Regions from separate parts of the Homo sapiens genome. Here region 1 is linked to region 2. Evidence: chromatin loops called from intact Hi-C (ENCODE). Cell type or tissue: Caco-2. All regions are shown on one strand.

Evidence for each region. Hi-C counts contacts between places; a loop is a spot of excess contacts. Peaks named below come from ENCODE experiments on the same cell type or tissue, not always from the same donor. Only the 100,000 strongest peaks of a DNase experiment are listed, where the experiment ranks them.
Region 1: a loop joins it to region 2, with 2.4 times the contacts of the local background. A loop is called at or near these places in 6 of 110 quality-filtered maps.

What each region holds. Positions count from the first base shown.
Region 1 is chr2:208,333,077-208,335,576 of GRCh38, reverse strand. It overlaps PIKFYVE (phosphoinositide kinase, FYVE-type zinc finger containing), which reads right to left. Exons shown (of 42, transcript NM_015040.4): 24 at 2,084-2,262; 25 at 158-271. Among named protein-coding and RNA genes, the nearest start is that of PIKFYVE, 68 kb to the right of the region's middle. In Caco-2, no CTCF peak of the experiment used is centred here; a DNase peak (open chromatin) is centred at 1,106.
Region 2 is chr2:208,174,314-208,176,813 of GRCh38, reverse strand. The region is part of intron 6 of C2orf80 (chromosome 2 open reading frame 80); the gene reads left to right. Among named protein-coding and RNA genes, the nearest start is that of CRYGA, 12 kb to the right of the region's middle. In Caco-2, a CTCF peak has its summit at 1,301 (motif pointing left); a DNase peak (open chromatin) is centred at 1,313.

The DNA.
Region 1 (2,500 bases), 160 kb before region 2:
TCTTTCCATAGCGTCTACAATTTTCTTTTTGTACACCAAGCATGCATAGCATACAATTAGAAAATTTACATTTTCAAAGAAAATAAAATGAATAAATCTGATACTTTAAAATAGCTGTAAATAAACAAAAAAAGATGATAAAAGAAACTGAACTTACTTTTGAAAGAAGTCCTTCAGATCCTGAAGAAGGGACACTTTTAATGGGGCCTGACGCTTAATGAATATTTTGGGGAGTGGAACACATACTTCAAGAAGCCGAATGGGAGAATAACTGAGAAGAAAATACAAGGACCAATAGAAAATGAAAAATAGCTTAATATCTTGAATAGAGCTGTATCATGATGTTCAACTATATTCTATGAGGCATAAGAGGAAAAGTTTCTATAAAATCGTATTTTAAAACAATCACAAAAATAATTTTTAGCTGTTACAATAAATATCCTCCCCAATTCTGGAGGGATTTTGTTTTATCTTTCATTATGCTGTAGTACCATCATTTATCCCTTGAAGTTATCCTTACCTGCTGTAAAACCAAAAACGATTGTTATAAACCATCCCTATTAATAAGGAAACTAAAATACCTACACCTAATTGTAGGTATTCATTACTTTCCACCTCCTGAAGATTCTTCATGAGTCTTTGGTTTCCTTTCCACCTGAGGGTTTATATCGACTAATAAATGCTACAACCCAACTCCCCCGCAAGGCCCTACATGCACGGTTAAAAACTCTTGCTTAAAAAAGGAAATAAGCTCTAATTAGCAAATATCCCCTGAGGGTCTATTATGTGCCAGACACTGTTTTAGGTGCTGAGGATATAACACTAACAATTCCTGTTCTCATAATTTAGGAAAAACAAGATTCAGGTAACAAACAAAACAAATACATATCAGATGTTCAGTACTATGGAGAAAAATATAGCAAGAGAAGCAGAGTGCTAGGATGGGGGAGTGTCAGGGCAGGTGAAATGTGAGCAAAGACTTGTAAGACACAAGGAAGCAACAAGCAGATATCTGGGGAATGAGCAATTCAGAGAGGGAAGAACAAGTACAAGGCTCCCAGGCAGCAACCTACCTGACATACCTGAGGCCCAGTCAGGAGGCCAGTGGGGCAGCAGCAGGATGAGTGAAGAGAGAGCAGTAGGAGGTAAGAGCAGAGAGGTCCTGGGCAGCCAGTGCAGGTAGATTAAAGGCCAGTAAATGGACTTTGGCTTTCACTCCAGGTGAAACAGACACCCTTTGGAGTGTCTAGAGCAGAGGAGTGGCCTTAGCTGATTGCCCCTTAACAGAACCACTCTGACTGCTGTGTTGAGAAGAGGCTAAAGGGACAAGGCCAAAGGGAGACTGCTAAGGCTACTACAATAATCCAGGTGAAAGATAACAGAGGCTCAGCCCAAAGTGGTAGTGGTAGAGTTGGTAAAAAGTGCTCAGACTCTTGATATATTTTGAAGGCAGAACCTGAAGGCTGTCTCAAATTATTTAATACCACAATGGCAACTATCAATTCTTTGAACACAGACTTTTAGCTCTATCAGAATTATGTGATTATCCTTCTGATGGTTAATATCTTGGCAAAAATTCTGACAGACTTTCAGATGCCATCAGATGCCAAAACAATGGTTAAGAGTTAGGCCAGGGCCCGACATGATGGCTCACACTTCTAATCCCCACACTTTGAAAGGCCGAGGCAGGAGAATCACTTGAGCACACTTCAAGACCAGCCTGGGTAACAGTGAGATCCTGTCTCATATTTTTCTAAAATTTCTATATTAAAACTTTTTTTAAAAAAAGAGTGAGGCTGGTAGTAGATCGACCAAGGTTCAAATCATTACTCCACCACTTGAGAGCTCTGTAAGTGAATGATCGTAAGCTCTGTAAGTGAGGATAATAAGAACTATTTTGTAGGGTAAAGAGTAAATAAAATAATACTGAAAGTTCTTAATACAGTCTGGTCCTCTGCATTTATAAGGGTATAAATGGGGAATCCCACAAATTAATTCAATCTAGTAATGGTGAAAATGTTAAAAAAATTCTTAAGGGATTATGAGATCTGAGATCATGCACAAGATTCCTAGGATTTCTTACCTGAAAGACGCCACCATCTGGTTATAGGAGAAATACTGGTGATAATCATGATGGATGGAGTGACCACAGGGCTCAGCGTTGGCTCTGCGAGTATACTGGTGCCCATAAAACCTAAGTTCAAGGTATTTTGCAAATGACATAGACCAGGACTCATTGGAAAGAGCAACAACTGGTGTTACCTGGAATTCAGCAAAAATAGTTTACCTAATCACATATTGAGAATCTCTTTTTCAAAAAATAACATTTTCTTTTTTTTTTTTGAGATGGAGTCTCGCTCTGTCACCCAGGCTGGAGTGCAGTGGCTCGATCTCAGCTCACTGCAAGCTCCGCCTCTCAGGTTCAGGCCATTCTCCTGCCTCAGCCTCCTGAGTAGCTGGGACTACAGGCACGCGCCACCACGCCCGGCTAATTTTTTGT
Region 2 (2,500 bases):
CTAGGATTCCAAAGCCTGGCCTCCTGGGTTTGAATCCCAGCTCCACACTTACAAGCAGAATAATTCTGGGCAAATGTTCTAACCTCTGTAATTCTCAATTTCATTTGTAAAAACAGGGACGCAAAGATGGGGTTGTCGTGGGAATGAAGTAAGTTAGAATCAGTGAAGCCCTTAGTGTTTGGCCCATGGTAACCTCCAAATAATAGCTTTAATTAAAGTTCTGCTACTCAGGGAATGGAGTTCTGGGGCTGTCCTGTGCATTGTGGGATGTTTCACAGCATCCTTGGCCTCTGCCCATTAGATGCAAGGAGCTTCTCGCCAGTTGTGACAAAAATGTCGGCCAGGTGCCGTGGCTCACGCCAGTAATCCCAGCACTTTGGGAGGCCGAGGCGGGCGGATCACTTGAGGTCAGGAGTTCGAGGCCAGCCTGGCCAACATGGTGAAACCCCATCTCTACTAAAAATACAAAAATTAGCCGGGTGTGGTGGTGGGCTCCTGTAATCCCAGCTACTCAGGAGGCTGAGGCAGGGGAATTGCTGGAACCCAGGAGGCAGAGGTGGCAGTGAGTGGAGATAGTGCCACTGAACTCCAGCTTGGGCAACAGAGGGAGACTCCGTCTCAAAAAAAAAAATGTCTCTAGACTTTGCCAAATGTCCCCAGGGAGGCAAAATCACATGAGATTGAGAACCACTGCTCTAAATATTCAAAAATTAAATAGCTAATCAAGCATCCACGTGTATTATTAACACAATGTAAACTTTGCCTCTTTTGGACAACCAGTGATCACAGAGGGCGTAATTTGAATTACCAATACAAGAGTCTAAGAGCCTGAGGATCTGCCCCGTGAGCCTCACAAGCTCCCCGCCTCCAGAACGCCAGTTCAGGCCTTACTCTTGGAGCTACACATCAGCTGCACACAGGGACTTTTGCCACATTTTGAATTAGGCATTAGCAGGACCTCTCGATAGCAATGTAGCATTTCAAAGACTGAACGGTAAACCTATTTTAAAAGAGTCTTTTGGAATTTAACATAATTTCAAAAAATGGTTTTAACTAGAGTTTTTTAAAAAAAAAAACGATATTGCAAGAGATTCTTCTTTAATTGCTACATATATCTGAATGATTCCTTCCGATAAAATGTCTCCTAAGCAACAGCTAAAATCCTTCCCAAGCAAAAGCTTAAAACTCTGTTGAATACTAATCAGATTATGAAGAATTTCCTGCAACTGGAATTGGCCGCATGACACAATATGGGTACTGTGCTAGGCTGGATGGCTTTCTCCGGGATTATGTGCTGCCACCTGATGGTAGAAAGGAGTCATAGGCGCGGGATTGCTCACCTACTCTGTTAGCCTCGGGTTCTCCCTCCTGAGAGGGAACTGCTTTTTGCTGATTGGGAGCTTTTTTCTGCTGAGGATTCTGGACTCATAGAAAAAATTCAACTAAAGACCTTACGCAAGTGAGAGTTATTGACAACTAGCCCCGGATAAATATAAAATGTCTTACTCATTTTTTTTTTAAGACAGAGTCTCACTCTGTCACGCAGGCTTGAGTGCAGTGGTGTGATCTTGGCTCACTGCAACCTCCGCCCCCCCCCCCCCCGGGGTTCAAGTGATTCTCTCGCCTCAGCCTCCCGAGTAGCTGGAATTACAGGTGCGCGCCACTGCGCACGGCTACTTTTTTTGAATTTTTAATAGAGACGAGGTTTTGCCACGTTGGCAGGGCTGGTTTTGAACTCCTGACCTCAACTGATCCACCCACCCCCCTCGGCCTCCAAAAGAGCTGGGATTACAGGCTGAGCCACCGCGCCCGACCATGTCTTATTCGATTTTAACCTGAAGAAAAGAGAACATAAATCTTCCTTCAACAAATCGAACAAAAATAAAAATATTCTTCAGCTCCATTTGATGGAGAAAGAGGGAGACAGAGAGAGTGGAAATGAGCACATCAGAAAGAGGAAAGAGACAAAGGCAGGTGGTCAGACAGCACTAGAACCTCTGCTTTCCTTCTTTCTTCATGCAGCCGGACCCCGGCGTCTGACTGGCTATCATTCGAGTCCATCCTAACTGACATCCAAGTCCAGGGCATGTCACAGGCAAACAGACTGATGTCCAGTCCCAGCTTTGTCACTTGCTAGCTGTGTGTCTTCGGATAAGTTATTTCTCTCTGATTCCCAATTTCCCCATATGTAAATAGGCATGTCTAAACAGGCATGATTACACTTACCCAAACACACCTGATCACTCTGAGGACTCAGTGAGACTGCACGTATCGAGCACACGATGGTGGCACCAGGGGACCTTCCATATTAGTGCTGTTATTTCCAAGTTCGCCCCCACTCGGGATGACCACCCTCCTTCCTCCTGATAGCAACCTGGTCCCTTCGTGATAGGCCTGGCTTCCACCCTCTCACACTTACTCCAGTAATTTGCCAAGCATCTTCTCTTTTTGGAGGATGCTGACTCAGACCGAATTGTGCAGAAATTTTAAAATGTTTTCA